2 separate regions of the Homo sapiens genome follow, and region 2 is linked to region 1. Evidence: read pairs that join two places in POLR2A ChIA-PET (ENCODE). Cell type or tissue: HepG2. All regions are shown on one strand. Each heading gives the region's core, and the rest is flanking DNA. Links, peaks and the distances in the headings are about the cores only. Region 1 holds the start of SNORA71B (small nucleolar RNA, H/ACA box 71B). Region 2 has its middle 9.1 kb from the start of BPI.

Region 1 (5,374 bases), core at 157-5,156:
CTGCACTCAGCCTGGGCAACAGAGTGAGACCCTGTCTCAAGAAAGAAAAACGAGAAAGGGAGAGTCCCTCCACTGTAAGGAGATCGGGTTCATTACATTTTGGGGTGTTGGAGAAAAATACTGAGTCAGCACCTGTGTGGGATTGGTGGGAGCAGATTTGGTGTTTTCCACCCCTTCACAGGATTCTGAGGTAACTCATTTCTGTTGGCCTTGGCCTTGTATGGGGAGGATTTCCCTCCAGCCTTGTATGGGGAGGATTTCCCTTGTATGGGGAGGATTTTCCCTCCAGCTTGTGGGAAAGGAATCAAGGACCAGAGACAGGCAGGGGAGAAGATCACTGAGGGATTTACGGCAGCAGCCTCTGCACGGCTTCCCCACGACCTCCCCAGCTGCTTGCTGGACGCTGCTGGAGAAACAGCACATCCCAAGATCATCATGGCCCCAGCATCCTCTTGAACTTAGTAACAGTTGGCCTGACAGATGAAGCGGATATCATCCCTGCCTTAGAAGTTCTCTAGCCCCTTTCTTAGAGATAAGCTGCTATTTCATTCCTAAAAGAAGTCATGGCTGTTCAGGTGAGAAGAACGGTTTAGTCAGCATCTATGCAACACTGTAGAGATGCTTAGTGAGAGGTGTTGCAGGAGAGTGGCAGACCGCAGGGCCCGAGGTAAGGTTTCTTGTCCATCTCTGGAATTTTGGCTTTTTGCACCCTGTAAAGTCACGTCCCCTTTTTTTCTGGTGCTTTGGTGGTGACGTAGGGAGAGGTGAGGATGAGAAGAGGAGCCATGTCCTATGGATTCCCAGATCCAGACTCCTCTTCCCTGGGAAAGCTGGATTGGAGCTGGCCCCTCCTTCTGTGCCTTCAGGGGCTGTGGAGGAGGAGGCCCCTGCAGGGAGCTGCCTGGGGCGAGCGCTGGGGGCTTTTCCTGCAGTGCATTAGCAGCATGTCATAATGGAAAGTGGCTGGATTTCTTTCCAGTTGTAATCAATGGTTAAGATTTAACCTAGCAACATTGTAGGGGTACACAGCCAAATGATTCAGGAAAAAAGATGCAGGTTGAGTCTGGAGGAATCCCTGTGCCAGCTTCCTCATGCTCCCTCCCTCTCTCAGAAATCACATGGAACCCATTCTCCCCTCAGCAGTGAAAATGCATTCAGCCTGTGTGCAGTGTTTCTGCCCAGGGAAGCCCAGTAGGGCCTCCATGCCCGGGGTGTTTACTGGGATCTGGTTATGTAGACACCACCTGCCTAGCACGCACCAAAATTCCAGACTTTCAGGAAAACAGGTGCCTGTGCCACATTATTTGCACGGAGAGACTGTGTCCAGTGAACGGTTCTGATCAGTAAACTGTTGACTAGGAACATCCCGAGAGCCAAGTTCCCAGATGCCAGCCAAGGGCCATCTGACCTGTTTTGAATCTCAATTTCCTGATACAGAAAACAAAGGTAGGGCATAATTGATTTTTACAGACGTGACCCCATGATCCTGCTCTCTAGTCCCCAGATTTTTCCAGGGCTTTTGTCAGAGGTGTTTCCCCTTTGATTCCCCTTGGTGGTTAGGTTTTATGGGATTTTACAGGACAGATGGCAGCTGCAGGAGTCTTGTACTGTCCCTGACTTGGGTCATCCCACAGGCCCTGGCACCATCCTCCTGCCCTTCCTGGCTCTCCTGTCTGTTTCTGCTCCTGCATCCGAAAGTGATCATAGGCTGCCTGTGCCTAGGTCATTGATAGTGCAGGGAGAGGAACGCTGAAAGAGGTTGTCCCCGTGTTTGGAGGGTCCACCCTATCCCATCCGAACCCTGAAGCTTTCACACAACTCCTGTTGCTCTCCTGCCAGCCCTTGAGGAGTCCGGCGCTTGCTTGGCTGCCACATGAAAGTCAGTGCGGGGGGGCATCATGCTTAAGTCTTTCTCAGCTTGACCTCTCTTTGCAGAAACCAGGCTCTGTGTTCTGAGGGGTAGATCAGGAAGGGAATGTGATATGTAATGAGTCATGGTGTGTCGCAGTGGATAGCACAGTTTCGAATAAGTGCAATATTGGCATATAAACATGAGGGAGACTTTGAGGTTGGGGTGAGCAGGGCTGACCCCGTGTGTGTGTGTGTGTGTGTGTGTGTGTGTGTGTGTGTATGTGTAACTTGGGGACAGGATAGGGTAGCATCTTTACATCTTTACATGTCATTGGCCTGGAATAGGGGGTCCTGAAGGGTTTGTCGTAAGAAAGAGAAAGTGCTCATTGCTGCAAGGGGAGCACAGCCGGGTTCTGAGAGGCAAAACACTTCCCTCACTTCCCACCCAAGAGTTTCGCCTGTTCTCTCGACCCTCTGAGGTGTGCATTGGTGTCACTCACTGGCCACCATTCCAGCTCTTAATTCCTCTGCCTTTTGTGCTGGCCTTTGGGGCTCCCCTGAGGATGACTGGTTCTCAGGTTGCCCCTGGAGGAATGGGTGGAGTTGTAAGATCAGGAATAAAGCTAGAGAGGGAGGACCAAGGGGAAGTCACTGATGCAGCCGCCGTCTAGCCCATCCCACCCCGATTGAGAGGTCGCTTTTTCCTGTTGAACATGTTGGATAGTGGAATGTGTTATAAGAAGTGATATGTGTGGCTTCTTGTCATTGCAGGATTGTCAGCTGACCTCTGTCCTGTGTGCCCAGTGGCCCCAGGTGACGTGTCTTCAAGAAGAGGCTGAGCTGCGGTGCTTGTAAGGTATGAATCCTGGGTGCTTCTCTAGAGAATGCACTGGTGTTCAGGCCGCAAGGACGAAGGCTTTGAGGTCACTAGAGGGGAGGCAGAGGCTGCTTCCCATTGCTTGCTCTTCCACTGAGGCCCACAGGGACATGTGACACCCTCTTTTCCTCGAACTCTGCGACTCCACTGTGTGAATCACGGTGGGGCTTACAGAGCTCCCCTTGGGCTCTGAGTCATCCTAGTGTGGATTGGCATAGTTTGTTGAAGTGGGAGGAGTACTGCATTTTGGAGGCAGGCAATTAGCTAGTGGTTTTCTCTGGACTTGGTGGCGATCCTTGTTATGAAGTGATTTATGGATTTTTTTTTTTTTTTTTTTTTTTTGAGGCAGGGTCTCATTCTGTCACCCAGGCTGGAGTGCAGTGGTGCAATGATGGCTCACTGCAGCCTCGACCTGGGCTCAAGTGATCCTCCACCTCAGCTTCCTGAGTAGCTGGGACCACAGGTACGTGCTGCTGCACCCAGCTAATTTTTAGAAATTTTTTGTAGAGGCGGAGTCTCACCATGTTGCTTGGGCTCGTTTTGAATTCCTGGGCTCAAGCAATCCTTCCACCTTGGCTTCCCAAAGTGCTGGGATTATGGATAGTAAGTCCAGGCCTGGCCGACGTGTGGATAGTATCACACAATCCCTGACTTCCTAATCCAGTGAATTCTCAACATTTCACCCAGAGTTGATCTTCCATCTCATTCTCTTATGAGGGAAGCATTTGAGTAGTGGTTCTCAAACTGTGGTCCCAGAACCAGGTACCATCAGTATTACTTGGGAACTTGTAAGAAGTGCAAGTTCTTAGCCCTGTCCCAACCTACTACATCAGAAGTTTTGGATCTGGAGCCAGCAATCTGGCTTAACATGGTCTCCAGGTGATTCGTATTCATGCTAAAGTTTGGGAAATCAAACCATGTTAGAAATCTTTGGGAATCAGAAGCAGCTGCTGCAATTCTAGGCTGCAAATCTGGTCACTGACTTGTTTCCAGGTCTCTTAGTTTGGGCCCTTCCTAAGCTGCTGTCAGTGCCTCCCCTCTCAACTCACTCACTGCCCTATTTTGTCCCTGTATTCGAAAGTGATCGTGGGCTGCCTTTGCCCTGGTCATTGATAGTGCAGGGAGAGGAATCAATGAAAGCGCTTCCCCGTGTTTGAAGGGTCCACTCCTATCCCTTCCAAACTCTGGAGCTTTCGTACATGCCTTTATTCTCACCAGTGATGTTACCTCCTGGTACCTGGTTGTCGTGCCAGACCCCTGTTTACCTCATTAGGGATGGCACCAGGTTCAACAGGCCGGAGAAGAGACCTGGAGCCAGTGAAGGAAACAGGGTTTATCTGGGGAACTTGAGGGCAGTCAGCAGTCTAGTGGTGGGGGGCTGGATGGGGGCACCTCATCCACTTGTAAAATGCATGCAGATTATATAGCACCTTCCCCCAGTAACCTCCACATGGCAACCCTCATTTCCTAAGAAGCTATTGTTACATGCATCTACCATACACTGGTGCTGTATGGTTCATTGAGTGTCCCTTGTGCCTAGCATGGGACTCAGAGGCTCCTGTCAAAGGACAGTGAAGCAGGGACCTGCCACACTGAGTTTATGTCTCTGAGCTAGTTTTGGAGCCACAGTAGTGGTTACCCCTTCCTAGAGCTCCCCCCAGAAGCTCTCTCTGCCTCCCCATCACACTCCTTCCCACCTCTCAGCACTGGTCACACTGTCTGGGAATTGTTGGTTTGCTTCTCCTGCCCACTGTGCTGTGAGCTTCCTCAGGGCAGTGCCTCTGTCTTGTTTCACATGGTGCCTGGTAACTGACATGTAGCACCTGGACAAACAGTAAATGAGAAGACACATTGTTGTAAGGTGACAAGGCTTATCCCATTGAGCAGTGCTGGGGTTAAAAATGTCCTAGAACAAGCCAGCTGTTACAGTCCACCTTCAGTCCTGGCTGTGAGGAGCGTCCATGGTCTACCAGAGGTGGATTTTCCTTCTGGCCTTAGATTAAGGTGGCAAGGGCTAGAGTAGTAATCGGGGGAGACAATATGCTATAGGTATAGTCAGATGTATGAATGCAGCTCTTACACACTAGATGGTAGGTGCGGGGCTCTCCCACCCCACCTGTTCATTACCCATCCCAGGTCTGTGCTGATCACTGCCAGGCATGGCCTGCTCCAAAAGCCTTCTTGCCTTGGCATCCTTTTTTTCTTTTTTTTTTAATTTTTTTTTTTTTGAGACCCAGTCTTGCTCTGTTGCCCAGGCTGGAGTGCAGTGGTGCAAACACGGCTCACTGCAGCCTCTGCCTCCTGGGTTCAGTGATTCTCATGCCTCAGCCTCCGAGTAGCTGGGATTAAAGATGTGCATCACCACGCCCAGCTAATTTTTGTATTTTTAGTAGAGATGGGGTTTCACCATGTTGGCCAGGCTGGTCTCGAAGTCCTGGCCTTATGTGATACAAATAATTGGGACAGCCTCCCAAAGTGCTGGGATTACAAGCGTGAGCCACCACACCCAACCTGTTTTTAAAATGTTTATTGTCTATATTTGAGTTTACAACATGATGTTATAGAATAATGGGACAGATATAGATAGCACAGTGGTTACTATGGTGAAGCCGATGAGCATGTCTGTTATCTCACATAGTCACCGTT
Region 2 (5,374 bases), core at 260-5,259, 130 kb after region 1:
GAAATAATACCAAACTTACAGAACAGTTTCAAAAATCGTACAAAAATTCCTATATTTATCTCACACAGATTGTCCAAGTTAGTAATGTTTTACTACACTTATCTTTACAGATGTATCTATATATGAATATATATGTGTATACATATATATATGTAAATATTTTTCCAGAATTATTTGGGTGTAAGTGCACGCATAATATTTTAGTTTGTATTTCCTAAAAACAAGGATGCTTTCCTGCATAATCACAGCACAAACAGCACTTTTTTTTTTTTTTTTTTGAGACAGAATCTCACTCTGTCACCAGGCTGGAGTGTAGTGGCGCGATCTCAGCTCACTGCAACCTCCTCCGCCTCCCGGGTTTAAGTGATTCTCCTGCCTCAGCCTGTCAAGTAGTTGGGATTACAGGCACGTGCCACCATGCCCAGCTAATATTTGTATTTTTAGTAAAAACGGCGTTTCACCACGTTGGCCAGGATGGTCTCGATTTCCTGACCTTGTGATCCACCCGCCTCGGCCTCTAAAGTGCTGGGATTGCAGGTGTGAGCCACTGTGCCCGGCCTATCACAGCACAAACATTCATACAGTATTACCAGCTAATCCACTGACCCCATTCCCATTTCACCAATGGTACCAATAATGATGTGAATGGGTCTAGGGTCCAATATAGGACCTCCTGTTGCAGTTTCTTCTCATGTCTCTTGGTCTTTTTTTTTTTTTTTTTGAGATGGAGTTTCACTCTTACTACCCAGGCTGGAGTGCAGTGGTGAGATCTCGGCTCACTGCAACCTCCACCTCCTGGGTTCAAGCAATTCTCCTGCCTTCGTCTCCCGAGCAGCTGGGATTACAGGCAAGCGCCACCATGCCTGGCTAATTTTTGTATTTTTAGTAGAGACAGGGTTTCACCACGTTGGTCAGGCTGGTCTCGAACTCCTGACCTCATGATCCGCCCACCTCAGCCTCCCAAAGTGTTGGGATTACAGGTGTAAGCCACTGTGCCCAGGCTCTTGGTCTCTTTTAAGCTGGAACAGTTTCTCAGTGTTTTCATGACTTGACATTTTTGGAGAGGACAACCCAGCTGCTTTGCAGAATGTCTGTCGGTTTGGGTTTGGCTGTTGTTTCCTTGGGACTGGATTCAGGTCGTGCCCTCTGAGCAGGGAAACCACAGAAGCGACGCTGCGTTCTTCTCAGTGCAGCAGATCATGCGACATCAAATGGCCCTATTGCTGGGGATATTGCGGTTGGCCGTGTGATTAAGGTGGAGGTGTAATACATGAGGAGAGGCCAGCAGGTGGGAGTCACTGGCCAGTGGGTGCCAGGGTGGCCTCCCCAAGGACCTCACCTGAGTCACCCCATCTGGGGTGGCCAGGGTAGCAGGAAGGCACCCAGGGATATCAGGGCAGTGTCTAGATACCAACCAGCAGCAAGTGTCCCTGCACCCACGGCTGTCCTTAGGCAGAGCCCTGGGCAGGCAAATATTTGGAGTCACCTCAAATCAGCATTTGAGGACCATTCTGGCAGCCCAATTTCACATGACCCCACCAAAGTAACATTGCGCTGGCCAGCAGGGATGATCAGCTCTCCAGGCACCCTCCTGAAACTGGGACCTGGCCTCAGGGCCCCAGGACACTTCATAGGATGAGTCCCAGAGCTCTCAGGGCACCTGGCAGACCCCTTCCTCAGGGTCCAGGGCTGTAAAGTGTCCCATAGAGAATAAATGAGGAATGAGACAGCAGATCGGGGCCTGACCCTGGGCCTGGGGTGCCCACACGGATGACACTGCCATGCCTAGCTGGTTCTAGGTGCCAGGTGGGACCTAGAAAGTTCTGAGGAAGGCACTCTAAGGTGTGGGGCACCCTGAGGCATAGGGCCTGTGGGGTCCTGACCTGCCCGGGTGTAAGGGCTGCACTGCTGTCTCGGCTCTACCAATTCTCCAAACCCAGCCCCCTCTCGCCTCCTCCATAAAGCTGGAACCTGGAAGCCCTCCTCAAGCCTGCCTTCTCTCTTTCTCTATTCTTTCTATCCTCTTGACCACTCTGAAGTCCAGACCTTGATTCCTGCTGTCTGGCCTCCTGATGGCTGCTCCGGCCTTGTCTCAGGTGCCCAGGCTCCAAGCTGGTCACCTACACCTGCCAAAGAGATCTCTCTGAAGCCGACACCAGCACCATCCCCCCTCTGCTTCACATCACCAAGGGGCAAGGCCCACTTCCTTAACAGGCTCACAGGGCCCTCCACATCCCACCCCATTGGTTCTCGCACTGCCACTTTCAAGTACAACCACCCAGGAGCTTATGACCACGCAGATTTCCAAAAGCAAGCCCCACGCCCTGATCCTGAGTACAGGGTAGGTGACAAGGCTTGGAAAGCTCCCAGTTGATGCCACCCCTCGAGAAACACTAACTTAGAGAAATAACCTTGAACATGTGAAACTTTGTCACACCTCCATGCCTTTGAAGATGCATTTCCCATTGCCTGGCATGCAGCACCGTGTCCTCCAGGAAGCCTTCCCTGAACTCCCTCCCTCCCACAGCATCTTAGGTTTATTCCACACAGAATGTACAGCCTTTGGCAAGCCAGGCCTGGGCCACGGGGGCAGTTATTACTCTTTGTTGGGGGGATAAATGCTGACTGTGTGGCTCAGTTCAATCCCACTCCCACCCATTAGGAAGGGTCGCTACCTCAGCCACCTTCAGTTCCTTCATCTGTAAAGTGGGATAGTAACGCCAGCCTTACAGGGCTCGCCGGAGGAGTCAGTGTGATCAAACGCGTGCGTGGCACTTAGCAGCCGGTCTGAGTGTTTGCAAAGGTTTGGGTTCCGTTTTCCTTCTCTCCTGAGACTTCCAGCTCCTGCCACTGACTGGAGCCACGGGGGAGCCTCTCAGTGGCTCAGGTGACTGAATATATTCAGGCTGGGAAACTTAAGGGGCATTTTTTTTGGCTGGGTCTCCCTCTGCCGCCCAGGCTGGAGTGCAGTGGTGCAGTCCCAGCTCACTGCAACCTCTACCTCCCAGGTTCAAGCAATTCTCCCACCTCAGCCTCCTGAGTAGGATTACAGGCACACACCACCACATCCAGCTAATTTTGTTGTTGTTGTTGTTGTTGTCGTCGTCGTTTTGGTAAAGATGAGATTTTACCATATTGGTTAGGCTGGTCTCAAACTTCTGACCTCAGGTGATCTGCCCGCCTTGGCCTCCCAAAGTGTTGGGATTACAGGTGTGAGCCACCACGCCCGACCTTGAGGGGCATCTTACAGGCCAGGAAGCAGCAGGACTCACCCCTCCTCTGTCAGCCGGGGCAGGACCGTCCTGTGGAAGGGGAAGGAAGCGAGGGTCAACCTGCTTTCCCTGTTGCTTCATCTTCCTGATTCTTAGAAACCTGGGCCTAGGTCTGTCACCATCAAACGGCCACTGTCCCAGAGGAAGATGACTAAGCTAAATGGATGCCTGGTGGAAAACCCAGGTAACTGACTGCAGGGCAGGGCTCAGTGCAATCAAGGTGACCAGGTGTGCATTTCTGGACCCGTCCGTCTGCCTGCTAGACGTATGGGTGGTCAGGTAGGGAGCACCGAAGGCTAGAGGCTGTGAAGAGGCTGGTGACACAGTCCAGGTGGGACACCATGCAGCCAGCAGGAACTGCCCCTCTGAGCTGGCATCTGTGATGGCCTAGGAGGGGCATGGCAGAAGGGCAGGCCAGGTGGAGAGAACTGTTTAAGCGAAGGCACTGACAGCCATGCTTTGGTCTTGATCTGGGTGGTGAGTGACCCGCCAAGTTTTTCAAGTATAAAGGTCTTCCTATGATAGTAGTTAGATTTGCAAAACACTGATTGAGAAAAAGTCACTGCAAATTTAGCAACTCTTAAACATATTTGCATTTTGTAGTCCCCAGTTTACAGACATCTGAAATGGAGAGCCAGGAGCATGTTGGATGAGATTTGATAACGTTTGGCTAGAGGGACCTCGGAGCAGAATGCCCCAAACTTGCCCTGCCCGTTCCCTGCCCCCTGCCCCCACTCTACCTGGGGAAACAAAGTACTGATTCATTGGCAGCTGGGCCAGTGGCCTTTAAGACACAGAGCCTCCTGCCCACTAGAAAACAAGGCTCAATCAATGTCCCAAAATCCAGCCAATCAGAGTGGCAATGCTGAATTCCTAGAGGAGGGAGAAGGAACTAGGAGAGCGGAGAAGCAGGCAGAGGGGTGGAGGATGAGTGCTGGCCTACAGACAATGCTTCATGGCTCTGCGGGTTTGCAGACTATTGGAAAGAATTCGGAGCCCGCACCACCTCTCCCATCACAAGTATCCACAGCCCAGAGGCCGGGTTTCCATGGTAGACAATTGGATCTATGAAAGGATTTTGAGCAGAGGTGTCACACCATAAGACATGCTTTCATTATTATTGGATAACCTTTCCTGAGCAGTTACTCTGTGCAAGGCACAATGCTAAGTGCGCATCTCAACTGATTTTAATAAGGTTCATTCTGCCTTCCAGGTAGAGACCTGGATGATTTCCTGTGATTCCATAAATCAAATAATATTCTTTTGAGAAATTCCTTTTCTGCTTAAGTCAGTCATGGTTGCTTTCTGTTGCTTGCAGCTAGGAACCCTGGTTGATATAACGCCCGTGAGTTTCTGTGTATATGTGGGGGATGCACGAACATGCATGTGTGGCTTGAGTAACTGAGGTGACCATGGGTGGCAAGAGCCACAAAAGGCAGTGTCCTGGGGTCTGTCCCCAGGTGCCTGATAGTCTGAAGGTGGAGGCTTTCTTCCTGAGGCAAAAGGGAGAATGAGCACTTACAAAACCCTCACATGCCTCCATATGCAACATCTCATTTAATCCTTTCCACCAAAGAAGAGACTAATATATGCATTTTACAGATGAAGACACAGAGGGTCAGGGTGGTTGCTGACTTCTCATAGGTACTAAGAGGTAGATCTGAGGACAAGTCCACACCCTCATCTCCTCCCATTGCACCCACTACCTGACCCATGGGACTCACAGATGTACCTTGAGGACTAATGGATGGGAGATGAGCCAGGTGAGGGCATAAAAAGGGGTGAGGCACTGTACTGGCTTCGAGCACTGTGACTTTTAAGAGGAACCCTGGCTGGGCTGGTGAGCACCACTTCCAACCCCACCCCAGCTCGCCTCCCCAGCACATTACTGGATTCTGACATGGGCCTTCCATGGGCTCAGCAAGATATTCACCCATAGGATGCCCCAGAGGGCCCTGCCAGCCACCAAGTGCCTACTGTGCACCTTGCCCTGTGCTGCAAGCTCCCCAAGGAGTGAACAGTCGCTCCTCGTGCCCCGAAGCTGCTGCCAATCCAACTGGGTACAAGACAACCACTGTACAACAAAGCCACTCTTGATGAAC

What was found. Peaks named below come from ENCODE experiments on the same cell type or tissue, not always from the same donor. Only the 100,000 strongest peaks of a DNase experiment are listed, where the experiment ranks them.
Region 2: POLR2A ChIA-PET joins it to region 1 with 6 read pairs; 4 of 35 experiments call an interaction of 5 or more read pairs at or near these places.

What each region holds. Positions count from the first base shown.
Region 1 is chr20:38,423,752-38,429,125 of GRCh38, reverse strand. It overlaps SNHG17 (small nucleolar RNA host gene 17), which reads left to right. Exons shown (of 8, transcript NR_185934.1): 4 at 2,623-2,707; 5 at 3,074-3,191. It overlaps SNORA71B (small nucleolar RNA, H/ACA box 71B), which reads left to right and starts at 3,796; the gene lies at 3,796-3,931. It overlaps SNORA71A (small nucleolar RNA, H/ACA box 71A), which reads left to right and starts at 1,683; the gene lies at 1,683-1,820. RefSeq lists an enhancer at 2,786-3,085. In HepG2, for the core only: no CTCF peak of the experiment used is centred there; a DNase peak (open chromatin) is centred at 2,877.
Region 2 is chr20:38,292,363-38,297,736 of GRCh38, reverse strand. No RefSeq gene overlaps it. Among named protein-coding and RNA genes, the nearest start is that of BPI, 9.1 kb to the left of the region's middle. In HepG2, for the core only: no CTCF peak of the experiment used is centred there; no DNase peak of the experiment used is centred there; H3K27me3 peaks cover 917 bases.